Linked DNA regions of Mus musculus: region 1 is linked to region 2. A link is a loop called in an ENCODE intact Hi-C map of the cell type or tissue named here. Cell type or tissue: left cerebral cortex. All regions are shown on one strand. Links, peaks and the distances in the headings refer to the core of each region. The heading gives the core; the rest is flanking DNA.

Region 1 (16,019 bases), core at 4,198-12,197, 120 kb before region 2:
TTAGGTGATCCCCATGAGGGGGTCATTCAACCCCTGAAGGAGTGGGGATCCACAAGTTGAGAACTACTGCTCTAGACTGTCATCAGAAATGCTCACTCTTGGGCTTACCTTAGTCTGACTACATCACATCTTGTATTATAACTGAGCCTGCATCGAAACACTTAATTAAAGGATGTTTTAGCATCTAGTGATATGATCATCTGTTTGCTTTTTTCCTTTCTGTTTGTTTATATGGTGGATTACATTGTCAGACTTTTATATGTTGAATCACTCTTGCATCATCTTGCAAGTTGAATCCTGCTTGATCATGGGATGTGTTCTTTGATTCGGTTTATGGATATTTTATAGAGTATTTTTTTGCACCAATGTTCATAAGGAAAATTGGTCTGTAGTTCTTTTTCTTTGTTGAATCTTGTACTGTTTGGGTAACAGAGTGGCTGTGGCCTCAAAGAAATGATTTTTGGCAATGTTTCTTCTGTTTCTAGTTTGTGAAATAATTTGAGGAATATTGGCTTTAGTCTTTATTTCAAAGTCTGGTAGAAACTGGGACAGCAACCCCACCACAAAACCTTTGACCTATAATTAGTCCTGCCTACAAGATGCGCTGGGGTAAAGGTGGTACAATGAATGGTTCACCATGAGACCAATGCTACCGAAGGATCCCATGTCCAACATTGTCTAGAGGGCTAGGAACCAGGGGCTGACCAGAGACCTAGAATAGAACCAAACATGACTGGCCAAAAAGAAAAATCAATGAAAAGATTCTTAATGATATTATTCTATACTTATAGATTCAAGTAGAGCATTATTGTCATCAGAGACACTCTTCACTCATAACTGATGAAAACATATACAACCGTACACTGGATAGAGGTCGGGAATCCCACAGAAGATGGAGAGGAAGGACTGCAGCAGCCAGAGGGGTCAAGGACACCTTAAGAACACAGCCCAGAGAATCAACAAATCAGGTCTAATAAGGGCTCACAGAGACTGACGTGACAGTCAAGGAACCTGAGCTATCTTCACTGAATACATGTTCTGGGTGTCTAGCTTGGTGTTCCTGTGGGAGCAGGGCTGTTTTTGACTCTTGTTTGCTTTTGGAATGCTTTTTCCTCCTCCTGGATTGCCTTATTCAGATGTGATATGAGGGTCTGTGCCTAGTTTTATTGTAACTTGTTATGCCATGTTTGGTCAGTATTCCTGGGAAGCCTGCTCTTTTCTGAAGAGAAATGGAGGAGGGTATAGGGAGGGGGAGGGGGGAGATGGACTTGGAAGAGAGGAGGGGAAACGTCAGTCAGGATGTAATATATGAGAGAAAAATAAATAAGGAAAAAAGAAAACATTTTATAGATTGCTCTAAGAGGCACCGCACATCATTGGTTCCAGAGAAAATTTTGAGTCTGTTCAGCGACTCCTTCCTGCTGCTTCTCTTTCCTCTCCTTCTTTCTTTTCTTTCTTCCTTTCTTTCTTTCTTTCTTTCTTTCTTTCTTTCTTTCTTTCTTTCTTTCTTTCTTTCTTTCACTTAACCTCTATAATTGATCAAACTTCTCATTCTATTTCCAACATACACTGCACATCTATGCATTCATATCAGTCTTCACGGTGATGAACACCCTACCTATCATCTTTGGGAAGGAAGGGTTGCTTTGGGCTCACAGTGTCAGAGCACAGTCTGTCATCGCAAGGCTGTCATGGTGAAGGGAACCCCGGGAGGCATAGAATGTTGACTGTCTCTCCTCAGCTTGCTGGTTGCTTTCTATGCAGCTCAGGGCTTCAGCCCATGGAATGGAGCCTCTTACATTTAGGGCGAGTCTTCCCACCTCGGCTAACTTAATGCAGAGAATCTCTCCCGTGCAGAAGCTTGCCCAGAAACTTGGATCTTTCGGTTCTTTCTAGATGGTCAATGATCACCCATGGATGTGCCTTTCTTTTTCTATACTTTTTTTTTTGTCTCTGCTCACAATTCTTTCCTGTCCCAACTAAAAACTAAAACAAACAAACAAACAAACCCACAAAAGTTCCAGACTAGTTTCTAGTCTGTTTACTTTTATATGTTTAGTACCTACAGTGATGAACGGTGTCAAAGAAGCTTTACAAATGAGTTGAATTAATGGACAAATTATGAATTTATTTCACATCTCCCAAACAATATTTAATAAAAATATTAGATGTTCTGTGATGGCAGAAATGATAGGTGAGTTATTACACAATACTGATTTTTCTCTGGATCACATATTCTTATGTGGAGAAATGATTCCACACTGACAAGGAAATTTGCATTCTGAGGAAAAAATATTGAAAACACAGTGATTTTGGTTCATTTCCATATTTAGTTAGCCCCTGCTGACTATGGACGTTTATTTAAGCTTTTTTCTTTGACACTGCACTAAATACAGTTTGTCTGCGATGTGTCTCCCTTTTTGCATATAGCCTGTGGAAAAAAAATTTTTTTTTTGGCCTGGCCATTTCTCTTCTTCCATTTTTCAATAATTATCTGGCACACATCAATGACTAAATGCTAATGCTACTGTGTTACTGTTACCAGGTGTCATGTTAACAGCTTTGAGTCAATTATAATTGTTAATTGAAGCTAAATATATTTAATTATATAATTTTGAGCTATCCATGCTTAATTCCACCAAAATTAAATGTGTCCTAGAAACTGGAACACCATGAAAAGACAACTGACAATGAGAAGATACAGTAGGAACAAAGCCATTTTCTGTACTAATTCATATGCTGTATCCTATAAGAATATGATATGCTAAGTGTGAATTTTATTTTTTTTTACCACAGCAAGATCAGCTCAATGCACTCCAAATACATGCATACACCCCCCCACACACCCACACACATACACACACACACACACACACACGTACTTCATACATGTGATATATACCTTAAAAAATATGAAGAGAGTTTGAATCATGTGCCTTGAAGATTCCCTAGTATCTTTGTAAGTTTCAAATGCGTACATATACACACACCTAAATGTATGCCTTTCTAATTGTTTATTAATGATTGTGTATAGAATTACTGATATATAAATTTAAGTAACTTAACAGTAAAAGGTTTCAGTATAAGTGAGTTTGTGTCTCTATAAAATGGTAACAGGCTACTGACCAAGATGAGCACAACATAACCCAAGTTTTATCTCTCAGTTGAAATAATTAAAAAGAAAATATTCTAACTACTTTTGTAGTAGTTGGGCAATTGTTCTGTACTTCTTCTCAACTAAGGAAATAAATGAAACTTAATGAGAGTCAGAAAGCAATCAAATTTAACCTGTTCAAAAGCCTTTGGAATTATTCTGTAATCTAGGAATGAATCACTAAGAAATTAATTTCACTGACTATTTTAGAATTTTTCTTCCACAGAAGATCTACCATTGCACGACATTGGTGTGGGAATTATGGAACATTGCTAATTACAACGTGTGCTCCCTGACTCTGGTGTCTTCAGCCTCATTGGCTGGTGTGGTGGCCTCAGGACTTTGAAGTGACAGAGGCTAAAGCTTCAGTTTCAGAATTCACTTCTCCTGGCTCCTTGGCAACCTCACCTTTATCTAAGCTTCCTTACTCGCATCACCTTGGGCCCTTGGCTCCTGATTCTGTGCTTTCAAGCTTCATCTGCCTCACTCAGGGTTGCTATTGAGGTTTTGCTTCAACTGGGTCTTGCTATGGTTGGGATATTGGTATTTTTGGAGAAGATCATGGGTTAAAGGCTTTGGTCTATAAGGGATACTGTAGAGGTTAGAGAACCTGCAGTCAGCAGGGTTTTTATAAGGACATTAGGTCATGGTGACCGTGTCTTTAAGGTAAGGATGTGGGACCCTGGTCTTTCTTCTCTTATTTTGCTTCATTGTATGTGCGGTAAAATAGCTGTGCTCCTGAAGCTCCCAGCCTGCTGTGCTACCTGCACCTTGACCTTGGAGTGTAACCTCTAGAACCCTGAGCTACAATAAAGCTTTTCTCTTTGTAAGTTGTTTTAAGTGTTTCATTATAGAAATGGGAAACTAGTAGATACAGGTTCTTTCCTCCAGTTCATTGCCTTTTGGTTTCTCTTCTTTGTATTTGATTTAACAATATGTATTGTAGTGGGCAAAAGACCCTCTTTTAGATAGCACAAGAATTTGAGGAAATATTTGCCAGATATATATCTGGCAGAGAACTAATATCTAAAATATACCAATGATTCAAAAAAAATACAGCAAAAATAAAACAAAACTCAACCAACCATTTGAGTCAATTAAGTGGACAGTTCACAAATGAAGAAATATAAATGGACAATACATATAAAAAATTTCAACCTCATTAAACCATCAGAGATAGAAAACTGTCTTGAGATACCACACAACAAGTGCTCACTCAGATAGCACAAAGGAGACTTTTATATCCTGCTGGTGGGAATAAAAATGAGTTCTACCATTGTGGAAATTGGTATGGAAGTTTATAGAAAAATCTAGAAAAAGGGACCATCGTAGTATCTCAGTAGCAACGATGCCTGACACCATGCTTGATAACCTGAATTTTATTACTGGCATCCATATAAGTAAAAGGAAGGAGAGAAGAAGTTCCCATAAGTTGTCCTCTGACCTACACACATGCCATGGCAAACACACACACACACACACACACACACACACACACACACACACACACACTAACACACACACAGAGACATGGTCATACATGCGCACATAAAAATAAATCAAAAATGTAAAATAAAAAAGCCCTAGAAATAGATCTACCATAAGACACAGCTATACCACTACTGAGTATTTACTTGGTACAGTCCAAGTCAGAATATCACAGAAATACTTGAATATCAATGCTTATTGCAATACTATCCACAAGAGCTAATTATGAAACCAACCTATGTATATATGTTTGTGTACATATAATCCTAGTTACAGTTCTTGTTGTTGTGAAGAGACACCATGACCAAGGCAACTTTTTTTTTAAATGTTTTTTTTTTATTACGTATTTTCCTCAATTACATTTCAAGGCAACTTTTACAAAGGACAACATTTAATTGGGCTGGCTTACAGTTTAAGAGACTTAGTCCATTGCCATGGCAGGAAGCATGGCAGTGTCTAGGCAGACATGGTGCTGGAGAAGGAGCTGAGAATTCTACATCTTGATCTAAAGGCAGCCAGAAGGAGTCTCTTGCATACTGGGCAGAACTTGAGCACTAGGAGATCTCAAAGCCCACCTACACAGTGATATACTTCCTCCAACAAAGCCCACCCATTCCAAGCTATAAAAAGATGAAGTTATGTCATTTGTAAGAAAATTGTTACAACTGGGGATAACCGTATTAAACATTTTAAGCCAGACTAGAAAGACAATTATCATATGTTTTTTTTCTCATCCATGATGTCTAGATTTTTATGTGCTAACATAAAATCATGTATGTGTATATTAAATTAAAATTGAAATGAAATTGTCTAGGAGGACAGAGGCAATTAACAAGTGAGGGGGATGTATCTAAGAAGGGAGTATATGTTCAATATAAAATATATACTTGTAAGAATAAATGAGAGGGAAAAAAATCAATGATTTCCATGCTTCAAGATAAACCCTCATCTCTAAAGAAGAAAAATTACATACGGAGTGAGTGATTAAACTAAGATTAAATTAATAACAAAGAATGTCTGGATTTGTGCTTTGATGTATGTGACATTCTGCTCTGGTCTGTGTCACTTGCTATTGTTAACATTTGTCATGTCAATCAATCAGAGATAATTGTGCAATGGCCAACACCATCCTTTTTCTCCAGCAAATTTAATTCTGTAACTATTAATAACCTTTGTCTCTCTTTTACTTTTTTATCCTGCCTTCCTGTGCTGTTTCTTTCCCAATATTTTGATGATTGATGCTGACATGCTGCCTTGATAGTAGAAGATGCTAAGAAATTAAACAGTATCACTGGTATCAGTTTGAAGAAATAGGGAATTATGTCCACAGCTGTGCCCATTATGTAGACTACACTATGAACTATAAAAATTATTTTCTGGGGGAGAAATAAAAAGAAAGCTTTCTTAGGGCCTCAATCTGAACATTAACCATTGATTATTTAAGAAACAGTTTTATTGATGAGGATAGTAAAATGATCAAATATTTCATGACAAGTCATGGTATTATATTTGGCCAGGATTTCAACGGTTCACATTTGGAATTTTAAATTAACACCTGAAATTATGCTTGTAGAAGCCTCATTTCTGCAGAGTCAGAGAGGTTGGATGTAAAGGCCAATTGCTGAATGAGGGCTTTCCTCTTAGTGATACATTTCTCTCTGTCCTGTGATCTGCTCTCATTTAATGGATACAGTGTAAGAAGGAAACCCATCTTCATGGCAGCATGCTACTGAATGCAAGACAGAAAAATGCCAGCAAAAGATACCTTAAATTTCATGATGATATCTGATGACTGGGTAAAACTGTCTATCAGAATATTACTTTTTTTCTTTTATTTCCCTCCTCCTCCTCTTTTTCTTCTTCCTCCTCCTCCTCGTCCCCCTCCTTCCCCCCTATTCTTCTTCTACAGAATTGTGAATATGTTAAACTTCAAATTCAAATAAGAGGGGAGAGTTCTTATTTCTATTAGGATAAGTGACTTTAGAAAAATTTCTTATCTATCTAGTATGTATGTATGTATGTATGTATGTATGTATGTATGTATGTATTATGTATGTATCTCTATCTACCGTGTGTGTGTGTGTGTGTGTGTGTGTGTGTGTTACTGTGCACAATGTTTCTTTCACTTTATCTGGCATGTATGGGGAAGTTGGAAACCAAATCTCTTCCTAACATGCCCATGTGTGGGACCTGGGGATCAAACACAGGTTTTATGGCAAGGTTTGGTGGCAAGTACCTTTACTTGCTGAGCCATATGACTGGCACAACTTTTAAAAATAAAACATGTGTGATCTTAGAAAATTTACTTACAAGCTGGAGAGATGGCTCAGTGTCTAAGAGCACTGACTGTTCTTCCAGAGGCCCTGAGTTCAATTCCCAGCAACCACAGCGTGGCTCATAACCATTTGTAATGAGATCTGATGCTCTCTTCTGGTGTGTGTGAAGACAGCTACAGTGTACTGTACATACATACATACACATACATACAATAAATAAATCTTTAAAAAAAAAAGAAAAGAAAATTTACTTATCTTCATAAACCCCACCCTTCTGGTCTTCAGAGAAAAAGTAGCTAGAGACTAAATAATGTATATAGTCTGTAATCACAACTGTTATTGCTAATGAGTTTGGCCCAATTTATTTTGGGAAGGTAGGTAGCAGAAGCCAAACAAAATATCTATGTGTAAATTTTAAAAATTAATTTTAATTGCAATAAAATCACATTGTTAGCCACCACCAATTCCTCCTATGTCCCCTCCCTCCAACCTTTCCCCTGTTCATCCTCTGTCTCCCTCCCAAAATGATGATCTCTTTTTCTTTGATTATTACTGAGCTATTGAGATCTGAGCTAGGAAGATGGATGAATGGTAAAGTGCTTAGTAGCTATGTATGGGGTTCTTAATTGTCAACTTGATATAATCCAGTCTCACCTGGAAGAAAGATATCTGAGGATGTCTTTGAGGAAATAAGATTTCCATAACTGAATTGGGAAGATTCATCCACTGTAGGTGGCACCATTTTTTATGAAGAGGATTCTGAGCTGTGTAAGAGTGGACAGAGTGAGCACAGGCATGGATACATGGATCTATTCATTTCTGCTTCTAGACCATGGATGCATTAAGACCAGTTTTGTTGGGCTCTCCCTAGCAAGATTTCTCCATGATGGACCATAACCTGGAACTATGAGTTAATTTAAGCCCTTTCTCTCTTACATTGCTTTTGTCAGGATATTTTACGACAGCAAAAGAAACAAAACCAAGACAGTATGCAAACAGAAAGATGTACGTTCGGGTCCTCAGTACCCATTTCAAAAAGCCCAGTGTGGCAGTGGCAGCGAGTTCTAACTATAGCACTGGGAAGGGGAGAAAGGGTGATCTCAAAGGCCAAGCAGGCTAGCTGACTGCTGAGTTGGAGGTTTAGTGTGAGACTCTCAGAAATTAATGTTGAGAGCAATAGAGGAAAAATCCTGATATCAATTCCTGGCCTTCATAAGTTCCCATATATATATGACACCCATTCCCATGTACACACACACACACACACACACACACACACACACACACACACACAAAGCTAGGTGTGGTGGTGCATGCTAGGAATTCCAAAACGTGGGGAAGCTTCCTTCAATCATGAGATTAAGTCATTTATGAGAATATGTCCTTTTCATCCTAATACCTCCCATTAGCCCCTACTTCCTGATACAATGGTCCTGAGAATCACGTTTCCCTTCAGTAAATTCAGGAGCACATTTAGGCATAGCAGGTGTCACCATTCATGCTGACCAGGTTTGGAGCAAATATATGTCTGGATTTAGGGTGCATTTAAATTGTCCAAATCCCCCCTGTGGTCAACCATTATTTCCCAAGGGAAAAATAGCCTTTTTTTTTCTTTTTTTTTAAGAATAAGGATGAATAGATCCTGGCAAGAATTAATAATAGAAGGCAATTATTAATTATTTATGATAGGTGATGCGGACTGTTTGATTAATATATATATAATATATATGTGTGTATATATGTGTGTGTGTGTATTGCTATCAAATCATCAAAATAATTCACTTTGCAGATGATGAAGTTGTTTCAGAGAAAAGCAGCTTTCTGAGGGTCATAGGAAGCAGTAAGTGGCACAGCCTCTGGATTCACAGGCAAGTGTCCCTTGACAGTGAGCAACTGAATGATGGTCAGAAGCCCAGATCCTCAAAATGGATGCCCATTGCTTGAATCTCAAACAAACACCCATAGTGGGATGTGAAATAAGATTTTCGTTTGTCCTTACTCAGGAAGATGGTTAAAAGGCAGACCTTCCCTCTGCTTGACGGGCTGATTTACATCTCCGTGATTGCTTCATCACCGATTCTGCATTAAATACAGAGGTGTGACTAAATAATTCTGTCTTCCAGCATAAATTAAGAAAACGAATATACTTAGAACTCTGTTTCCCTCTCCATTTTTCTCTCTTCCTTATCAGCATAACCCCGCTCCCCCAAGTGACCACCTACGCACCGTCTGTGGTACCGTTCCTTGTTCTTTCCAAATCTTCTCGGCTGCTTAAAATCATCTTCTCTTACAGAGCTGGGATGCAATCACCGAAAAGGATGACATTGCTTTTCAGTAAACAAGCAGGGATTTATATAACCCTTGAAGTGAGATGGTGCAAATATGTATTTTAGTAACATTTTCTCACACAACACTGGTGATAGTAGTTCTTTAAACAGTAAGCATAGCTTCAAAATAAAGAGGCAAAACTGTTAAACTTTGCTGAAAAGAGGCAGCTATTGTTTGTTTTGCTGGCCTTTCTCTCACGTACCTTTTAAAATATAATTTCTTCTCTTTAGTATATCATCTTGCTTTTCTAAAAAGCGACAATTTTACCTACCTTTGTAAAGATTAAGAGAAACTAGAGTGTAGTATATTTCAATCTCTGGATGTCTAAGTATGTTAAAACATAAGATATGGAGAAAGCAGAAAGTGGGAGCTTTCCTCCTTGTCTTGATCAGAAGTGTGCTTGGGAGACAATACTTAGCGGAGAGATAGGTGAATGGGAAAAAGGATCTTTGTTCTAGAACGTGTGATGTCTGGGAGCAAAGCATAGCCCGCTTCATTCTTCTGATCCATGCACGCAAAACAAAGGCCTCATTTATGTCAGCAGGTGGTTATATAACCGCATCAGTGAAACGTGGTATAGCACACTGTGCTGGCCTTTCCATTTGCAAATCGGCCAATATTCTCAGGCAGAGTGGCTAAAGGGAAACATCAGTGATTCAGGCAGATGTTGTCTTCACCATTGGCTGTCAATATGGAGGAAATTTGGCTAAGAAGTGGATGAATTCCCTTAGTACTTCGTTAACCAATATTGTAATCTGGGAAGGGGCAAATCTATCTGTGATAAATGTAAAAATAGTTGCGATTTTAAAGAAAACATGAATTCTACTAAGGTTGACATGGTAGCTGAGACGATGAATACAGACTTTAGAAAATGGTTAGTTTTAATCAGAGTATCTCCCAGCCAAAAATTTTGACTTTCTGAACATATTAGGTTTGTTTCAGTTGCTTCTTTTGGATAGGAAGTTGGAAGTTTTGAATGTCACTTTGCATTTTTTATTTTAACTTCAAACGGTTTTAATATTCTGTTGCCAACTTCTCCAATGATATATCAGCTCTTGGTTTGTATCTGTAGCCATTTAAAATTTAAATCACATTAGATCGCAGTGAAATAATCACAATTTTAAATTAAATTAAATTTTAATTTTAAATTAAATTGAGTTTCAATTTGAAAGGAAATTAAATCTTTATTTCAAATTAGGTCCAATTTTCAGTTATTTTAATTAAGGTAAGATATAATTACATTAAGTATTTAAATTAAATTAAGAATTTAAGCACAAATGCAAATGCATCTTAAAGAATGAAAAATAACCTTGGGCCAGCAAGATGGCTCAGGATGTAAAGGGGCTTGCTGCCGTGCCCAACAAGCTAAGTCAGGTTCTTGGACACTCTTGGTGGAAGGGGAGAACCAATTCAGACAAGTTTCCTCCAACCTCCACGAGTGTAGAGTGGCATGTGTGTTTGTGTGTGTGCACATGTGTGTGCACTGGTGCACGTATACATACCAGTTAAATGAATATATAAAATACAAATACAAACACAAATTGTCTAAACACACAGGAAATAAAAAATATTTTGCTAATAGGAGACAATTTGTATATATGTTTATTAAAATGCTGAATCTAAGAGGGCCAACTAGCTTGGAGTATGTCAAGAAAGGACAGCTGTTCAGAATACTTTCTGAAGGTAGATTGCATGAACAGCATATCTGATGTTCCTCAGCTATAAATCAGAAAATACAAAGGAAGACTTGTACATGGCAACAGAACGCTTATTACTCACTATTTGATAAGACACAGGTAAAGGTAAAATGAGTTTTAAAATTAGTAGAAATTCCCATCATGGATAGTGACACTTCTGCTTTGAAAAACAATGATTTATTAACAGAGCAAACCTCAACTTCCTTTTAAGGTCTTAAAATATTCCTTTCAATTTTCATCTTCCTCAATGTCTGTAGCTATACAAATAACTTTCATTAGCTCAGAAAATTCAAAATGGAAGCAGTTAGACATTTAGGAAATTGAACTGAGTTTCAGACACTATCACCTCCTGTGATTTGCTCAGATTGGTAAGCCTCAGCTTGCATATCTGAGTGTCTGTCCCTCATTTTTTCAGCTGAATTTTGCTTATGTTGTCATGTGTGTCCACCTTCATCAATGAACTTATAGCCTGACACACAGTTCAATAACTGTGCCAATGCCATTCTACTTTATGTCAGCTGTTGTGAGGTGCTTTGACTAGTTATATCATTTTATCATGATATCTAGTTAATGATAGAGGAATAAATGAGGAGACAGATGTTCAGACAAGCAGCTTGTGAAGGAAGAGACACAGGTAGCAACTAGGTTGATAAGCTTCAAGCCTTCACTCATAACTCTGGAGGTAAGTTTCTTCATGGTTGTACTACGACTACCCATGTGTGAACTGAATCTCTGTCAATACAAATGAACCAGTTCTCTTTTTAGTTGGATGAACACGCACACACACACACACACACACACACACACACAAATACATGCACACACACTACATTTGCATTTTTATTTTGGAACTAAAATTTCAAATAGAAGATATTTTCAAGAGGCTACTGCTCATGAATGCAGGAGCTTCTTTCACTGATTATGCAGAGCATGTTAGGATGAGAAAAGAGGAAAATAAAGTCAGCAATGTAGTCTGATGATCAGCTTGCAAGAAAAGAGAAGAGAACGAAACAGCATTTTCCAGCGAAGATAGCTAGCTACCTGAGTGAAACACATGTACGTTTTGGTTCACAGCAACAGTGGTGTGGACTATTCTGAAATCAAGAGACACTCCCGGAACTCTTTGGGAAAAAACCTCTTTGAAGCTGTACCTGGAAATACAGCCATGGTGCTTTACTATTCGCAGCAGTTTGTGATACCAATCTTATCTGTGGTTTGCCGCTGGTATGAAGTTAATCTATTCTCTCTAGGAAAGCGGTCTTGTGCAATGAGAAATACTGATCAGCCTACCCCCAAAGTAACTGTTTTTCAACACATACTTGAAACATTTTATATAGTTGTAGTATATTTCATACACTGATGGACAAACACTTTTAAAAATAACACCGGGGCAATCGAGCCAGTGTGCTGCTCTTGCAGAGGATCCAGATTTGATGCCTAGTACCCTGTCAGGTAGCTTACAACTGCATGTAACTTCATCTCTAGGGGGATCTGATACCTCTGGCTTCTGTGGACACTGGCACTCATGTGCACATACCCACAGACAGACATCACACACAGACACATAATTCAAAGTAATAAAATAAACTTTCTAAAATTCATTACCATCCCTGTCTTTTGGGATTGAGAGTCAAACATGAAATTAGCATAAATATGATTAGTACAACGTAAGATATAAGAGGTCACGATACTGACAAGGGAGTGATACCACAACGTTCATTAAGAGTTTATAATAGACATTTTCAGAACTTTACATGTTTAGTGTCATTTTATTTGTATGCTATCCTTGACGGTAGTTCTTCTTAAACTGAGTTAAAATAAGAAAACTATGGAGTTTTTAAACAACGTTTAAAATGAACACAGTCCATCAGTCACTTCTCTGTTGCTGAGGTTAAAAACCATGTCCGAGGTAAATTCTAGAATGAGGAGTGGCTCCAGAGGGTTAGGATCTAAGAGGGTGGGGACAGCAGGTGACAGGTGGCAGGCATGGTGGCTGAAACAGAAGCTGAGACACTGTGGCCAAAAAGAAGCTAAATTCCTTGACACATCAGAGTTAGTGAGTGGTGCTAAAGCCAGACCAGAGGCATGCTGCTCCTCCCACGCCTTGCCAATGAAGCTTCAGTCCACGAGTGTCCTTACTGCCAAGCGATTTTCCTTTCTGTTAGATGTGTGCTCCTAAACACCATTTCCTTTGTGCATATCAAATTCAGAATCCTCCAAATACTTAAAAGAAAAAAAAAACCCAGCGCGAAGTCTCTATTCCTCTGCCTGATTGGCAAGTGCTTTATGATTTTGGAGCTTTATCATTTCAACATAATTTCTTACTGTTTCTCAGGCTGATGGGTTTATCTGAGTCCTGACAATCTTTGCTCTGCCAACCCCTTCCTAGGCCTCAGTTGAACTTGGCCATCATTCAGGCAAGAGGGATCGACCGGTGAGGATGGTATGGAGTTTTGAGGTCAAATTTAAAAAATTTTTAATTTAATTTATTATTAATATTTTTACGTATTCAGTTTACATCCTACTCACTTATTCCCTTCCTGGCCACCCCTCCCATCTTCCCCTATCCCCCAACCCCAACTTCTTCTCTGAGTGGGTGGGTGCTCCTCTGGGTATCCCTCCACCCTGGCACTTTAAGTCTCTGTGAGGCTAGGTACCTTCTCTCCCACTGAGGCCAGTCAAGGCAGCCCAGCTAGCAGAATATATTTGAATTTTTTTCCTCTGTTAGTTCCTCTCTTCCTTGATGGCCTCCACTCTACATCTTTGTATTTGCTTATTTGAATATATGTGTTACTTATACTGTGAGTTATACTTTTATTCTCTCTCAAATATTATGTAAACATGTATATATAACTTTTTCTGTTTTAATTATAGTATTGACTCTAAACATATTTGTCTGTCTATGATGCTCTATGTCTATTTACTTAACTATCTAGTTCTCATTTATCTAGCTCTCTCTATAAATATCTATGTCTTAGTTAGGGTTTTTCTGCTGTGAACGCATACCATGACCAAGGCAAGTCTTGTAAAGCACAATATTTAGTTGGTGCTGGCTTACAGGTTCAGAGGTTCAGTCCGTTATCATCAAGGTGTGACCATGGCAGCATCTAGGCAGGCATGGTGCAGGAGAAGCTGAGAGTTCTACAACTTCATCTGAAGGCTGCTAGCAAAATACTTGCTAACAGGCAGATGGGTTGAAGGTTTTAAGACCACGCCCACAGTGACACACCTACTCCAACAAGGCCACACCTCCTAATCGTGCCACTCCCTGGCTCAAGCATAAACAAACCATCACATTCCACTCCCTGGCCCCCATAGGCCTATTCAAACACATGAGTCTATGGGGGCCATAGCTAACCACAGCATAATAAAAAAGTACATTTAGTCCAACATCGAAAGTGCCTATAGTCTATAGCAATCTCAACAATGTTAAAAGTTCAAAGTCTCTCCTGAGATCCAGCCAATCACTTAACCATAATTGCCAAATCAAGACAGGAAACAAGCTGGGCAAGCTTGAAACTCTGCATCTCAATGTCTGATGCCAAAGGGGTCTTCAGATCTCCAACTCTTTTTTTATCTTTGTTGACTGCAACGAACTTCTTTTCCTGGCCTGGTTCCACTCCCTGCAAGCAGCATTCCTTAGCAGATATCCTATGGCTCTGGCATCTTGAAAATCTTGGGGTTTCCAAGGCAATTTCAGTGTTCCAACTTCTTGTTTCAATGTGGTCCACACATAATCTTCTGGGCTCCTCCAAAGGACTAGGGTCACTTACTCTAAGCTCAGGTTGAACCACTCTATTGCCACGGCTGTTCTTGGTGATCATCCTATGGTACTGGCATCTCCAATAAACTGGGGTCTTCTACTTCAGCTAGGCTTTATCAATAGCATCTCATAGGCTCTCTTCATGGTGCCAAGCCTCAAATCCTTTTCATGACCTCTGTGTTCCTGGGCTGTCAGCTGCAATTGATACTGCACCTTCACAGATGGCCTTCCATAGCCTCTCACAGTGCTGAGCCTCAGCCTCTCTTCATGACCCCTTCGTGCCTTCAAAACCAGCGCCACCTAGGTGACTCTTACACATTACCAAGCTCAGCCCCAGCATGAGGTACAACCTTTGCTATCTCTGTAACACAGCTTCTTTGTACTCTCAGAAAACACTTCCCAGAAGATTTCACCTCAGTGATGTTGGTCTCTTTTTAATCACCACTGATTTCATAGCTCCAGATAATCAGCATCAGTTGTCCCAATAGTCCCATCTATTTGAGACTCTAATACCAGAGCCATGTGGCCAAAGCAGCCAATTTCTGCTGCTTGCTGGAGCTGGAACATGGCCCCTTGTTCTATTTCATTATCATCAGCTTTCTGTTTCCTAACTCCTTCACTGTCTAAACTTGGCTTTCCTGGATATTGCTTTGTAGATTGACCTTGAACTCAGAGATCTGCATGGCTCTGTCTCCTAGGATTAAAGGTGTGTATCACCATGTCTAGATCCAAATTTAGCTGGTTAGAATCTTGCCCCAAACTCTCATTTCCTTAAATCAATTTAATATCTTTGAACACAGGATTCATCTTCACTTCACTTCCTGGTGCTTCTTTAATACTGAAACCATATATTATATATTTTCCTTTTTTAAAGCTTGTTATGCTTATTCAAAATGTTCTTCATGAGGCTTAACCAGAGAACAAAGTCTATGATGGGAGTTTTTGAGACTATCTTTGTCAATACAATTAATCTGAGTTTTTCACCTTAGCCTCAGGCAGACTCTTCAGACAAGGGCAAAAAGCAGCCACATTCTTCACCAAAATACTACAAAAACAGTTTTTAGGCCACATATTGAAATTCTACACTGAAATTTCTTGGGCTAGGTATTCCTACTAGGATAGCCCTTTAAGCCCTATTTTAAAGCATTCCACTGCTTTCCAAATCCAACGTTCCAAAATCCACATTCTTCCAAACAAAATCATGGTCAGGCTTATCACAGCAATGCCTCTGTCCCTGGTACCAACTTGTGTCTTAGGGTTTTACTGCTGTGAGCAGATACCATAACCAAGTCAAGTTTTACAAAGGACAACAT
Region 2 (16,019 bases), core at 3,624-11,623:
ACATCAATACAGATATATGTCAGTTTTTTTTTTATGTTCGTATGAATGTGTACATGTTTCTGTGAGTACATGAACATAGATGTGCATGCTCTAGAGGTCAAACATTGATTTCTAGATGTTTTCTTCAATAGCTTTACATATTATGTTTTTTGGGACAGTCTCTCATTGACCATGAAATTCATTAATTCTGCCAGAATAGCAGATGAGAGAGCCCCAGGGATCCCTTGACTCTGTTTCTTCGATGCTGGGATTACAGGAGTGCATTGTCACACCCAGCTTCTACATGGGTACTGGGGACTGATCTTTGGTCTTTTTGCTTGCACAGCAAGAATGCTGGCAACCATTTTTTTTTCAAAATGGGAATAGACTTATGACATCTGAGAAATCTTATATTGATGGTGTAGTCTAGAGAATCAGTGATGTTAGTGTCACAGCTCAAAGTCCAGAGACCTTTGTGGGTGCTTGAGAACATTTAGAAATGTGAAGAATGAAAAACTTGGAGATCTGATATCTAAGGGCAGGGAAAATTGGGCATTCCAGTTTTAGAAGAGGAAATCAATTTATCCTATGCTTTTTTTTTTTTTAAACCTAAATTAGCAGAGTGGGTGCTGCTCAGGTGAATTGTGCAAAGGCAGTGTGGTTGTTTAAATAAGAATGGCCCCATAGGCACATGTATTTAAAATCTCAGTCCCTATGTAGTGGAACTATTTGGGAAGGGTTAGGGGGTGTAGTCTTATTGCAGTAGGTGTGGTCTTGTTGGAGGAGGTACGTCACAGGCAGTGGATGGGCTTTGAAGTATCAAAAGTCCATGCCAGGCCCAGAGTCACACTATTCCTACTGTCTATGGATCAGGATGAAAAGTTCTCAACTACTGCTTCAGAGTCATACTTGTCTGTTTTTCACCATGATAGTCATGGACTCCCTCTAAAACAGTAAACAAGCTCCAATTAAATGCTTTCTTTTACAATATTTGCTTTGGTAATGTTGTCTCTTCACAGCAATAGAGCAGTAAGAAGGCAAATTTGCCTTAGGCTACTGGATCAATTGCTAGTCTCTGGGATCAAATGCCCTCAAATGTAACCAGAAGTAGTATGTTTCCAGTTATTTGGGTATCCTTTAACTCAAGTGAGGTGACTCCTGAAATTAATCTTCATAGAGTCTCAGTGTATACATTTAGAAGGGAACACATGTAGTTCATCGCAATGATGAATCCAAAAGTGGAAAAACGGGCCTTTGTTGAAACGTGGTGAACTTGGGACCCAAATGCATAGTTTGACTGTCAATTAGTTGTGAGATATTGAATTGGAAACCCTCTAGTAACAATTAAAACTTATGTTTCAAACAGAAACAGTAATACTTTGTAAGAAGTTGTTGAGAGTCAAATCCAGAGCTATTCAGTGCGAAAATACCCACCAGACACTGCAAATCATTATGAGCTTGTCTAGTGCTTATTTTGTGTCTTCAACACTTTCCTTTCTCCTCATACTCCCATTGGTTATTTGCAGAATCCTACTGGAAAGAAGTGGGTCTGATTCCATTATATTGCAAAGATAACAGCAAGCACATTCAGAGCCACTGGCAAGAATGTCTCCTCATCTTACTCTTATAATACCACACAGTAGACATGTGTTCAACAGAAGCTAGCTACAGTGTAGGATCCTAGAGAGACTGAAGCATCTGGCAGACTCCAGCATTGCCCACAGCAGCTAGAGAAGAGTGTGAATAGTTGTTTGTCCCCTTCATAGCTGGATCACTGTGCATCTAAGAGCTATGGCATCACAAAAGTCACGCCCGTGAAGTCTTTAGTATTCATTGGATAAAGCATTCCAAAGACAGGACACAATGGATAACTTTTTTGGGAAGTACATTTGATTCCACAAAGCAGTCTGTTTAAACTTCTATAACTGCATGAAATTCTACCCAGAAGAATGCAATTTTTATTTTTAAAAATACGTGTTGTAGAGCAAAGATCATCTGTAAGTGAAGGATGCCACCCAGAGACCCTTCTTGCCCAGGGTCGGGGTGGAGGTGCATGGAAGAGAAAGGCAAAATGAATGAGTGTTTAAGACTAGAAGCTGTTTGACATACAAAAGAAAGAGGGCAGCGTACAATGCCTTGAATGCAATTTCAGGCCTGCCACTGTCCTTGGAGATTCCCTTGAGCCTCCATGTTGTACAGTTCATCTTCCTCCTACTGCGATCCCTGACAAGTCATTGTTCATGGAAGACACCTCCAGAGTCAACCTTCAGTATTTACAATGGAAATCTACTCTCTGGGAGAGATACATGTAGAATAGAGCACAGCTCTGCTTATTAAAAAGCAAATGCTCTTTTCTGAGAGGGTCAGAAACAGTTCCCCTGTTGGCGGTTTGCACACCAGACCCCTGCCCCTCCCCTGTGCCTCCCCTGTGACTTGCAGAGTTGTTTACTTTATTACATTATTTACATTTTTGGATTGTTCCAGGGATTAATTGTTATTGTGGCCGAGATTTAATTAGCGTAAACTCCAGTCACAGCTTAATATAAATTAAATTGTAAGCCATTTCTCTTTGAGAAATATTACAATTTATTAGTGGGTCCCCAGAACTAATTAGTCTTAGGGATGCATTGCAGAGTTAAGTGCGAGGAAGGTTTGTTTACTAGCGTTTGTAATTATATCCAGCACATTCCTTCTGTCCCTCTAAGCTCTCTGTGTTTACTTGGGCCATTAGCCTGGATGTTGAGAAGACAGTATCTTTGCCAAAGGCCTTAGAAAAGCCTTCATGGGTCACTGAAAGAGAAATTAGCTCCAGTAAGAGAAAATGGAGAAGTAATTGGGAGAGCCTGAGAGAGGGGGGAAATGGTCAAATCACAGCTCAGGAATTAAATTTCTGAAAAAGCAGAGGAAAAAATAAGTGTGCAAAGAGCCTTTAAGTATAAGAAACATGAAGCTACTCTCTCACAAATCTCTAAATAAGCAAAAGGAGCTGTGAAGCATACCCACCTGGGCTAGGGACCAGGAAATGGTAACGCATGCTCTGTGCACAGCCAGATTAATCTTCTGAAAGAAATGCCTAGTCGTGTGATCCCCTTGCCAAAGAATAAACAGAGGCACATAGACCTTGGAGTCAAAGAGTTTGTGTGCATCTTAATTTTTTCCCATTTATCCTGTTTGGCTTTGGGCAATGCACTAATCTCTGCTTTCCTTCCTTTTATTTATAAAGATGTAATGATAGGACCTCCGTCAGGATCATTGAGAGGGTGAGAAGAAGAGGTGTGACACAGCCTGTGGACCTGGGATGAAAATCAACCTTGACTCTGTTGACAGTGGGGTCCACAGCACATGGTCAGCTTTAGTCACAGCAAATCTCCATGTTCTTCAATCCTAATTTACTGTGAACAATTTAAGGGAGGATTTATTTTGGCTCATGGCTTCAGCCCATGGTCATTTGGTCCCATCATAGATGTCTACGCAACACATTGGGAGAGCAAAATAGGACAGAACTCATTATCTCATCATCAGACCCTTTAAAAGCTCACCACCAGTGACCAACTTCCTTCCACTAGGCCTCACTTCCTAAGATGCCATGTAGCTATGAACTTCAGTGACAGTAATACATTGATCAAGTTAGCAGTCTCATGATCCATCAGCTGAAGACCAAGACTCACATACAGGAAATCTTCTTGAGGAATATATCATATGCAAACCATAACAAAGTATTGAAACTCACCAAGTTTGCTACCAGCACGACCCTATGTATCCTGGGCATAAAATGAAAGAATTTGCTGAGATAACTCATTAGTGTGATTCCTATTTAATAATGTTTTTGTTTTATTCGTCCTATTTTAATCTCAGTGCTGTGTGTTTTCATGATACAAAAATCATTAACATGATAATCAAAACATCAACAAAATAAACTATGTTTTCAGGTACTCAAATAGGGGGAGAACACTTATTTCCCCAACTTTTTTTCTGTTTCAATATAATTCTCGACAGCAGACTAATCTATACTAATCTATGTTGTAAGAAAACTCAAATGAAGCAAACAGTTGAAGACTTGGAAGATGCAACTAATCTCCAGTAAACATCTTTCCCCTTGCTTCAAGCCACCTTCATTTTTTCTTAAAAGTATCATAGAGAAATCTTACTAGATAGTATCAACTATGCTCAGTTTTTAGCAGTGATGCTGACCTTTATGGGGAAAATTCAAAGAGAATTTTGTGTCAACATAACACCTTCTTTTAAATAAAACATGGATGACTGCCACTTATAACACGATAGCTTCTGCATTTGTGGAAGACATTAATTTTCAAATCTGTGCCCGACCTTCTCTTCAGAGGTCCACCGCTGCATCAGGTTTGGGAGAGTGATTTCTGAAAAATAGTGTAAATAGCCTGTGTTTTGTAAATTACCTAAATTACTAAATGGGCACTGGCATTTTTGAAGAATTAAATTTACCTTCTGTGACCGAGTGAGCAATTTTCTTTCCACAGGTCATTTCCTTAATCCTAAACTCAGCCCATCTACAATAACACACTTCAAACGTTTCTGATGGGGGAAGAAGTAGGATTTTAAAACTCCAACTTATCAGCCAGCCTTGGGCTTCTTTAACACAGCATTTCAATACATAAATCAGCATATAAGTGCTAAGGTCAGCCCTTGGGGGAGGGCCAGGCAGTGTTTGACAGTATAGCAAAATTAGATCACATACAAATACTGATCCATTTATTTTAGGAAATCTGTTTTACAGGCTTCTTCACAATCCTTAATTTGAAGTAAAATGTAAGAAACAGCTCCTTCAAACTGTGGACTATGAAATGAGCTTAAAAGAGTTGATAGAAACAGTTTCCTGTTTCTCCATCTTTGAGGATTAGCATCTTTGAAATAGTAACTGCTGTCTCTTCACTGACATTCCCTGTTGCCCCCAGCTTTCACAACTTGAGTTTTAGTTAGAAGATATTGTAATGAACATTGTACCTATGTTTAGAGTGCTTGGTACAGGCTCTATTCTAGGAACTTTAGATGATCATGCATGTTACCACTAAAAACCCTCAGTTTCAAGCAAATACTAACAATACTCCTACTTGAGAGCCAAGGTAACAGAGGCACAAAGTACTTCTCTGGCTCCAGATGCTAAGCTTGTTTCAGTATAGTCCAGCTTAATTATCTTAATAGCTTTGAGTCAGTAAGATCTGTAGTAGGGCCTGAAATTTTTACAGTTTAACAAGTTCCCAAGTGATCCTGAGGCTGTGGTATGTATTGCTATGCCTCTGTAAAACCCACCACCCAGAAAAAGGATTTTGATGGCAGAAAACCAGTGAAGCCTTTTAGTGTTTTACATTGCAAAGGTTCCGAAAGTGAAGCCATGGAGGACTGTAGAAAGGATGCACTCACCCCTGCCTGGCACCACTGAAGCCTGCCACAGACAAGGAAAAACTTTTCGAGGTAGAAGGGATGGAACAATTTATAGCAGACACAGGTTTCTGAGATGAACCTGACATTTCTGCACTCCTCCTTAGGAGAGGCAGAGGGTCCAAGCTCCTGAGCAGACCAGTATTTGCATTTGGCTACTCTCTGGCCAATGAGGTGAGTGGAAGGGTTGCAGGGCTCTTTTCCAGTGCTCCACAAAAAGTGTGACAATTTTAATCAATAATACTGCTTAGAGGGAACACTGTTTATGCAAAACAGTCTTTCTAGGTTTGAACACATAAGACTTGCATTTACTGTCAGGCGGTGGCCACAGGAGCTGCAAGGCCCCAGAATTCTTGTTGCTTAGCTTGCTTCAGGAGAGACTGCAGAGATCATCTCTGTAGACAGAACAGACATCATTTCAGAACCTCAGCAAGAGGCCAAAGTAAGAAAAAAAATCTTTCCACTCTGAAAAATCTTTTCAACACTTTGGACCAGGATATGGCTGGAAGAAAGCAATTGTCTTAATGAGAATAGACCTGGAAAAAGGCTGGTCAGGGCTGCAATGCATGAACTGGTGGCTAAAACAATTAGAGAGATAAGAATGTCTCATGGTTGCTGTGTGCCTATCCTTGGCCACTTCTCCCTTTCACTAAGAGCCACAACACCCCTCTTCTGAAATGTAAAGGCTTTCTTAGAGTAAGGGGGTGGGTGACTTACACCCAGTATCTTGAGGGCTTATATAACCAGCTTGTTATTTCTTGTTTGTGAGTTTGGGGGGGAAATCCATTTGTACCACAAATTGATTGCTGTATAGTAATTTAGAGAATGCTGCTGCAGGGGACATCTGTGTCGCACACACTGATGAAGAGACCCAGGGGTAGGTTTAAAGCCAAACCATCAATGAGTCTTATAGAGGTGACCCTCCTAAAAGATGGGTGTTGACAGAAGTCATTGTAGAATTTGGAAAGACCGCTTCTGGACTGTAAAGGAAGTTAGTTTGAAATAGAGCAACCGCATGCTTTAAATTTACAAGGCAGAAATAAAATAGGTGACAGAAAGGAGACAGAAAGGACAAATGTGGCTGTGGAAGGGTTTATAGATGCAATTTGTCTGGGATTCAGACTTTCTTTCCTTGGGAAGCAAAGGGAATTCCAGGGTTATCAGTGCAGAGGAGCAAGGTAATGGGAAGGAACTACCTGGATGAAAGCATCCACCTTGACCTTCAGGGAAGGAGTCACTTGGAGCCTGGGTAGAAACCTAAAAACGCCCATAGGGTTTCAAATATATAAAGCAAACATTGGCCCTGGCATCCCTATAGTGTTCTTCCCTATAAAATGTTAATACCATCACAGCAAACATACCACATTTCGTGTGTCTGTTACCTTTTCCCCCTCTACAAATGACCAGGAATAATTTGTCACGGTGCCAAAAAATCAAGTCTTCATGCTTGAGAACTGCAAAATAATTCAGATGGAAAAGTGATAATAGATGATAAGAACTTTTCATTATATGGAAACATTTTGACTTTTTCTAAAACAATAAATTCAAATTTGTAGTTTTGTCCATCTAGTATGTAAACTTTTAAGAATGAATTTTTTCAGCCTCCTTGAGGAAGTGGATGTGTCACAGTGTGGAAATCCCTATTTTCTTCCCAAACCACTGGACTTTAAGTTTACTAAGAGAAGCAACATACCCAGCCCAAAGTCTATGTTTTAGTGAGTTAGTAATCTCTTTTGTAAGTAGTCACATCATTTGACTAAGTTATGGCTGACAAGGTAAGCATAAGGTGGTACGTTACTTCGAGAAATATCCCTGTAAAGGGAAAACGTAGAAGTTTTAGCAAGTTGTAGTTTGGAGTCTGTACTTTTGTTGGTCTAACGTGAAGTTAGTTTCCTAAAAGTGGAATTTTATGATTGATGAGAAGGATTCATAAAACTTGTAGGGTTACGCGGTTGCTCTCACAGTAGATCAGGTGAGAGGTACAGGGGATCCACATGCACGCAACTTCTGTATAGTCACTTCCCATAAAGCTGTGGGCCACGTCAACACAGTCTGGTTTTGATATGTGATAGTCACATGGAGTGCTAGCCACTAGGGAGGGTCACTTGAACCTTGTTTAGAATTTTTTTCTCCATTAATTAATTTATCCATTTTATATCCCTATTGCTACCTCTGCCTCCATGTCTCTCCTCACACAATCTCTCCTCCTATTGCCCCTCCCCTTCTCTTCTGGGAGGGAGGTCTGCACCATGTCCCCCAACCCTGGCACATCAGCTGTCTAGAATTTTTACTGGAGCCTCATCATGTATTTGCCAAGTGACTGACCAGTAGTTTCCAGTCTCTCTTGTAATTTGAGCTAATACCTATAGCCTTATTTCACATGGAAATCATAGCTGACACATCCTGTGGTCTTCACCTTGAATTACATCGTTAGCTCTTTCATTAATGTCTTAGTTACTATTCTGTGGCCATGCTAAGAAACCATGACCCAGGAAACTTATAGAAGAGTTTACCTGGAGCTTATATTTTATGAGGGTGAGCCCATGACCATCATGATGGGGAGTGTGGCAGCAGGCAAGAAAATACAGATTTGGAGCTGGAACAATAGCAGAGGGATTAGCAGGAAGATAACACAGAACAGAGAGACAACCATGAAGCAGAGAGAGCTAACTGGCGTGATGTGGAGTTTTGAAATCTCAAAGCCCACCCCGAGTCAGGCATCTCTTTGAACAAGGCCACACACATGCCTCCCAATCCTTCCCAAACATTTCCACCAACTGTGGACCAAGCTTTCAAGCATATGGGTGTTATTCTCACTCAAACTACCACAAGTGGCTGTAGCTTCCACTCAAAGACAGACCTATCACATAGAGGACTCCAGAGACTGAGGGACATCCTCCCTGTAGCTGAAGACAAAGACCAAACATTTCTTTGTAAGTTGAATTCTTCACTGTGGAGACTCATGGATTTCTTTGCTTCTTTCTCATCCTACCTAGGCCAGTTTATAGAGGTGAAGCTCTTAGAGTCATCCTCTAGGGGAAAAAATATCCACATCCAAGAGTTGTTGGAATGGTTTGAGTAGGAACCTGCATCAATCGTTGTTGGTTTCATATTGCAGAAGTCACCCACCAGCAAAGACTATTTTATACAAGTGAGAAATGGAAATTTATCTTACTTAAGCCATTTGACTGTTTGTTCTTTGCAATCATTAAATATAATCCGAACTGAAACTGCATGTTCTTGACATCCCAAATTAGAAAGATAATGCCTACACGCTTGCTTTAAAAGTGTGCTTATTTTTAAAACCCTCACTAATTGTATGAGATACATGATTCCAATTTTCAACCTCAAGATCCACATATTTTCTTTCTTTCTTTTTTTTTTTTTTGTGAGAAGTATTTTAGTTGCATTTGGAAAGATGGTTCTTTGTGAAACCAAAAGTTCTGTGTTCAGTCTGAGTGTCTCTAAGTTTTCATCATTTGACTGCTTTAGGTATGCTCTGTTTATGTGAATTTCTACTTTTATCACTGGACTAACATTTCCCATGGTTTTAGTTACTATGCATGTGCGTCATGGCGGCTCCCCTCTCTATCTCATTCCTTGTGACAGGACCTTTTCCTGACAATCATATTCCTCACAGTCACCTCTTGGTGTGCTTGTTCACTCTGTCCCCATCCAACTGGATCTTTCTTGCCCCATCACTCATAAAACCGAGTTACAATAGCTATAATTCTCTTGCAATCAGTCAATTGCTGCAGTTCACAAATGGTTTATTAGACTGTTAACCTCCATTAGCTGAGGAGTTAGGTCATTAGCTGCCTCTGATAACCATTTCTCAAGGTTTATGACTTAAATGATCATTTAAATACCGACGTTTATTCTTTCATGTGGATTGAAACAAAGTTTCAAAAGAACTTAAAACTCAGGGGTAAAATGAGTAATATTCATTAAGAATATCTATAAACTTAGAGCACCAATTTAATTCAGGGACCTGACATTTGTTTTAAAACTTCCAGACTCTGGTGATGTTCATACTCAGTTTCAACCATGCATCAAGATCATATTCTCAGTGACAACAAAGGTTTGTCTTTTGTGGATTAGGGGTGGGCAGGTAAATTGCCTTCCTTTTACTCTCTAATACTATGACGTAAGCTTTGTGTCTTCAAAGGCCTGTGACTTTTTGTTGGGAAGCAATTGTTTACTACAAAGGTGCTCCTCGACTTACGCTGTAATGATTTATCTTGATAAATCAATCATAGATAGAAATACTGTAAAGAGAAAGATGCATTTTATACCCTCCCCTACTGGACATCATTTCTTAGTAATAATACACTCTGTAGAGTACTGCAGGTTTTCCTTTCTTCAGCATTGTGCTCATTACTGACCCATATCACGAGACATTATTATATTGCTGGCATGTGACAAGACTTCCTGTAAAGACACAACAGACATGTCTACTCCTCCCATGTAGGGATCCCAGGCCAGACCAAAAGCATGGGTAACACCACAATCCATGCTGCTGAACCAGTAGGTTTTAATGGGATTGCTTCTAGGGGTATGTGTGAGGAATTATTTACAGGAGTAGAAATGACTCAAAGACACAAAGATCACTCCAGCATGGTGACAGCCCACAAAGGCTGGGAATTTCTAGTGCACTGCATAGATTACAGGCAGCACAACAGTTTGGAGAGCGTCGTTTGTAAGTAACTCAGTTGGTCTAAACCTTTTCCAGGCAGCTGGACAGATTACCGTTTCTTCCAGGCTGCTGGACTGGTCTCAGAGTGTTTTTGCAACTTGACTTGTCTGAGAGGAGCTTTCAGTACCCTTTATTGCTTACACTGGGAGGGAGCTAGTGAACTTTGTCAGTTTCAAGGACTTTCTGAAGCTATTTTGAGTTGTTTGCCTTCTGGCTAAAGGTGATACCTTGTAGAAAAGAATGTTTCAAACTTCGATACAACAATTGGCTATTGCTACCGTAGGAAGAAATTTAAATTTCAAATACTAATTATGGTTTTCACAGAACACATATGGATTTTTCTTTTTTTTAATTTTTTAAATTTTTTAATTTTATTTTTTATTTTTTTTCTTTTCCATTTTTTATTAGGTATTTAGCTCATTTACATTTCCAATGCTATACCAAAAGTACCCCATACCCACCCACCCCCACTCCCCTACCGACCCACTCCCCCTTTTTGGCCTTGGCATTCCCCTGTACTGGGGCATATAAAGTTTGCGTGTCCAATGGGCCTCTCTTTCCAGTGATGGCTGACTAGGCCATCTTTTGATACATATGCAGCTAGAGTCAAGAGCTCCGGGGTACTGGTTAGTTCATAATGTTGTTCCACCTATAGGGTTGCAGTTCCCTTTAGCTCCTTAGGTACTTTCTCTAGCTCCTCCATTGGGAGCCCTGTGATCCATTCAATAGCTGACTGTGAGCATCCACTTCTGTGTTTGCTAGGCCCCGGCATAGTCTCACAAGAGACAGCTATATCTGGGTCCTTTCAATAAAATCTTGCTAGTGTATGCAATGGTGTCAGCGTTTGGATGCTGATTATACATATGGACTTTTCTACTGCTACGTAAAATAAAGTACAATGCCGAACTGAATCCCTGTGAACTAGAGACTATCAATACTTATCAATAATGTTCTATGGCGAGAAGTGAAGTCTAAGCCAGGCATAGGAGTACAGACTTGAAATTACAGTAGTGACTCGGGAGGATGAGGCAGGAACATCTAGAATTCAAGATTTGCTTGGGTTACAGACTTAGTTCAACGTCATCCTGGGAAACATAGTGAGAGTTTATCCTGAAAAAATGTAAAGCAAAAAGAAAAAAAAAAAAAAGCTGGGGATGTGATTTGGAGGGAGATGGCTGCCTAACACTAACAGAAAACAACAAGACAAAGAAAAGAAGACTGGGCAATTCCAAGGGTGAAGAGAACAGTTAAGTCTAACCTCTATTCAGCATGAGTCCTAAAAAGAATAATAAACTGAGATTCCCAAGGTGATCTGACATGGCATTCCACCCCAACCTTACTGGTTCTCTGTCGTCTGGACAATAAAGATTTTGTGGGAGGGGAAGGAGGTGGGTTAGGGTTACTAACTCATGTTGTGCTGGTTTTCATATTTATGCTGTAGATACTAATGTTTTTATTTTTAGATATTTTGAGGATGAAATGAGATAGCACATACAAACAGATGCACGAATGGAGTGAAAGATTAAAAAAAAAAAAGCTGCCTATTTCTGAACTAAAATATGGCCAGAAATAAATGGTTTTAGACTGTGGAAAATTTCTCATCTGCTTATTTTCTCATTTAAATATTTTTAATTGTGTAAACCTTACACAAATTTATAACAGGACTAGAAAATCTACTTTTGTTGTTGAGGAGGACTGCAGTTAAGTTTGTTTTAATTGACTTGGTTCATGTGTGAAAATATATTTATTAAAGGAAGTAAATTATGAATCATTTCTTATTCTTCACTCTGCCTTGCACTGTGCTCCCTAAGCAAGTAGAATAGCTACTTGTCAAATTCCTCAAATAGACAGGGATTAAAGATGAATCTCTTTTTTGTAACTCCCTCCCTGGATGATATGCTTAGCAAGTACATTTATTTATTTGTCTATTATTGTTAGGCCATGAACAGTATATTTCTTCTTGTATCCATTGCAATTACTAGCGTTATGCCTTGACTATAATGCAGCTTTACCCCCCGCCCCAAGCAATATGATATAATACTAAGTCGATTTCTTATTCTTGCTGGAACAATAGTTAGAAATCTGTGATGTGGTAGAAATTTTAGGGATGCTGGAATAAGTAGATCAGTGAGTGTACCTTTGAAGATTATGCCTATCTTTCTTTTTCTCTGATTCTTGTCCACCAAGAATTGAGTGGCTGCTATGTATTCCTAAAGATATGATGTTCTCCCTCACCAAGACCCAGACTCCACAGAATCAAGGCCTATCGACTGAGCTTCTTCAAACCACAAACCCAGATAAGCAACTCTTCCCTCCACTTGATTTTCTTTGTAATTTTGGGCATCACAATAAAATCTGACTCCTTTGACTTCTATTTTACATCTGTGATGGTTTCAGATTCATGTGGGCTTCATATATTGAGGTGGGTATATTTCTGGACAATTTTGCTTCTTAATATTTTAGGGGAGCAGTTTCACCTTGAAGCCTTATGCATCTAAGCAAAGTAGGTGACTTAGATTTTTACAGATTTTTTTTTCATGTATGAATTGGAGGACAATGTGTAAGCCTTTATATGTCAGAGCTAAAAGTATATGCCCTTTTGTAATAGGCCACTTTGCTGCAGAAACTAATTGAAAATGAATTAAAGTTTGATTTATCAGATGTAGTCACAGTCTAAAGAACTGAGTTAAATTTAAAAATGTCATTATTCATTTCAAATATTCAATGTCCATCCAGATCACCTCTTCACTGCCCACAAGACTTTACTTTAAAGTGAATGCCAATTTATTCAATATTCTCTGAGATGGGAAGAAGTTTTGATTGCTGAAAAGGCTGGGAACTGTTGTATAGGCATAAATTTTTCTCAGCCTACTTTAATAAGGGTTCAACTTCTCCTCTCGCCACCATCCACCAGAAGTAGTGGAAAAGTTATTAGGACACAGGGGAAGTAGAGTTGTTTAGAAATAGTTCTTTGGGCACAAGTCCAATCTTCATTATCAGGATATTAGCAGTTTAGTCTAGTAGCAAACATCCAATAGAAATCAGCAGCTGGAGTCCAGTTTTCTTGGCAGACAAAACACAGAAACCAGTAGCTGTAGTCCATTCCACTTGGCAGACACCACACAGGAACCAGCATGAGCAGTTCAATCCAGAAGAAAGCCCAAGGCTAGCCAATGGCCAACAGGCCCGAGGCTGCCATGGAAGCATCAGGAAGCCACAGGAACCTCACAAGAAGTTCTCTGGTGAACATATCTCTATAGCATCACCACAAGCAGAGCTCAGCAATGCAATGTAAGGAGAAACAATACATGCATGTCATTGGTGATGACTAGCGAGGTGGAGCAAAGCAAACCAGTACTTGAGCTCCCACTGTCTGTGGGGTCATATTTGTATTCTTTCTGAACATCATGTGTCCTTTCACATGTTTGCTATAGCAACACATCCTTTCACCTGTGTGTCCCAGCAAAACATCATTTGACATAACTGACTTTCCAAAGAAACTAGAAGTTTAAACTTCATTATTGGGTTCTGTATTACTGTAGTGAAAAATACAACAGTCATTAGTATCCTTTTTAAAACAATGGGGCAAAAAATGTACACTAAAAGTCACATGCTTACTATTATTTTTATAGTGAATGCTTTCTGGATTTAACTATCTGTGGGATATTTTCAACTGATTACACAGTAACATTTGTTAGACTAAATCATGGCATCCTAGTCCCTGGCACTGAGGACATATTAATTACTAATTTGGGGTATACGGCAGATGTGATTCAGTTACAGGTGTGGAAATGTGGAGGTTATACTTAGTTAACTGGCTAAGCCCAGTGTGATCACAGGAGTCTCTCAGAGTGGAAATGATGTTCAGAAAGCAGAGAGAAGAAAAATCATATGAAGTAAATGATTTGAAGGCAGTATATGTAAAATACGCGCATGCACACACAGACACACACACACAGACACACACACACAGACACACAGACACACACACACACAGACACAGACACACAGACACACACACACACAGACACACACACACAGACACACACACACAGACACACAGACACATACACACACACACACACACACACACACACACACACACACACACACACATTTGAGATGTTCTTGTCTCCGAGAATAGAGAAAGAGACCACAAGACAAACCAGAGTGGAGAAATAGGTGAAAATTAATTCTCTGTGATCAACGCTAAAGTAAATAAATTGCACTTCTCACATTTATGGCTTAGAAAATAAAATTCAAATATTTAAAATCCCAGTTGCCAAAATGAATAACAATAATTACAGGAAGTCAGATATATATGCTCATCCTAATTACCATGTTTTTGCTTTTGCAATATAATTAGCCTTACATTATTATTATTTTTAAATGTGAAGGAAGGACTTTCCCAGCTGGTTTTGGGCCTTTCATGTTCTGATGATAATTATATCTTCTAGGCAACACTGTCCAGAATCTGAGAAAAGGAGGATTAGATGCCGAGTCGCTTGCACTGAGAAGGGGATCCAAGGACAGATTTGCTGACATCGGCTCTCAAGGCCTTTGTTAGCTACTGAGCTGGCAGAGGAAAAACAAAATACCCTGTATTGTGTTTGTCATGGGCAGGGATGACTGGCCGTGCTGGCATGTGCTTTCCCAAGTGTGTGCTATACTTTCTCAACCCTGGTACAGGTTAAAGCTTAATATCGAGGGCAATGACACCCTAAGTGGTTATTGAACAGAAGGCTATGGATCTCTCCACCATGATTACCAATCCTTCATTGTCAGCTAGAGTTTATGGTTGGTCTCAATATTGTTCTAAACTAAATACATAAAGAGCCACCACTGTCTCAGGCAGATCATTGACAAGACTACAGAGAGGCAATGAAGGGGCTTGCTATAGCATAACTCTGGCTATAAAGGAACAGCAATGGTCCACTTTTATTAAGAAAGAAGCCAATTGCACAGTATGCCACTATGGGACATCCTTTTTGATCACAGTCTGAGAGCAATTAGGATGGGTTGCAAACTCTAGGAGGGGTCTTACTTGCTTCTTTTACTGTGTACTGTAATTGCATTTACTGTTTGCTAGATGCATATAGGGCTTTGAGATAAGTTCCCTTGGTAGCAGTTTCTGGAAGCTAATTAAGTATTGCATAGAAAATTATATCCCTATATCTGCCTTAAATTTGCTGCCCATTAATTTGGAGCAGCCCCTGTTTCTGATGTTATAGGACAGTGAAATTAGATGTAATTTATAGCTCACTTCTGTGCCATTTATTGCTTTATGGCTTTGGAAGGATAAAGCTCCCAGTTGTTAATAAGGTCCCCTCCAAAACAAGGGGATAACAAGATGAAAATGCCCCCCTTTTGTGCTTTGGTGACAGCAGAATTAAAGCCTTCATTTAGATTCCTCTCATTATCATCATTGTATACTGGGTGTGCAAAGGACTCCTTTACAAATCATATTTCTCTTTAACAGAGAAGTCTTCTTGCCTGACCACCATGATCAAACCAGCTACTTAGAACCCAGGTCTATGTAGATTGTTCTTGTGATGTCTCTCTTCCCAAGACTTAGCTCCTTCCTTGCATTCTTGAGCTTGTGTCTAGAAGCTTCTGCTAGATTATTTTTAGTTCAGAGTTCTTGTTAAAACACACCAGTTTTCAAATGGCTGCAAAGAGTATTGATTGACTTAACGCAGTTATGAATCTTCATTTGGGACCCAGTACATTGCCATTGGATAAGAGAGGGGTCCTTATCTCTCAGAAGGATGCGAAAAGATTCTGATGGGTGAGCATCTATAATTAGTGGCCATGGGTTCTTTTTCACCATGGTTTCTTTGCAATATCCTGAAGCTCCTTGTCCTCCGTGTTGTCATGGTTTCCCACCCAGGATTCTAGCTACCAGGTTATCTGAAGGTTTCTTTTTCCTCAT

Evidence for each region. A loop is a pair of places that touch in the nucleus more often than their neighbours do. Peaks named below come from ENCODE experiments on the same cell type or tissue, not always from the same donor. Only the 100,000 strongest peaks of a DNase experiment are listed, where the experiment ranks them.
Region 1: it touches region 2 in a loop (15-fold over the local background); 4 of 42 quality-filtered maps call a loop at or near these places.

Annotation. Positions count from the first base shown.
Region 1 is chr12:92,064,266-92,080,284 of GRCm38, forward strand. No RefSeq gene overlaps it. Among named protein-coding and RNA genes, the nearest start is that of Gm40548, 70 kb to the left of the region's middle. In left cerebral cortex, for the core only: no CTCF peak of the experiment used is centred there; DNase peaks (open chromatin) are centred at 5,189, 9,130 and 9,665; H3K27ac peaks cover 1,437 bases.
Region 2 is chr12:92,184,288-92,200,306 of GRCm38, forward strand. No RefSeq gene overlaps it. Among named protein-coding and RNA genes, the nearest start is that of Gm40548, 190 kb to the left of the region's middle. In left cerebral cortex, for the core only: no CTCF peak of the experiment used is centred there; DNase peaks (open chromatin) are centred at 4,920, 6,123, 8,545 and 8,904; H3K27ac peaks cover 1,353 bases.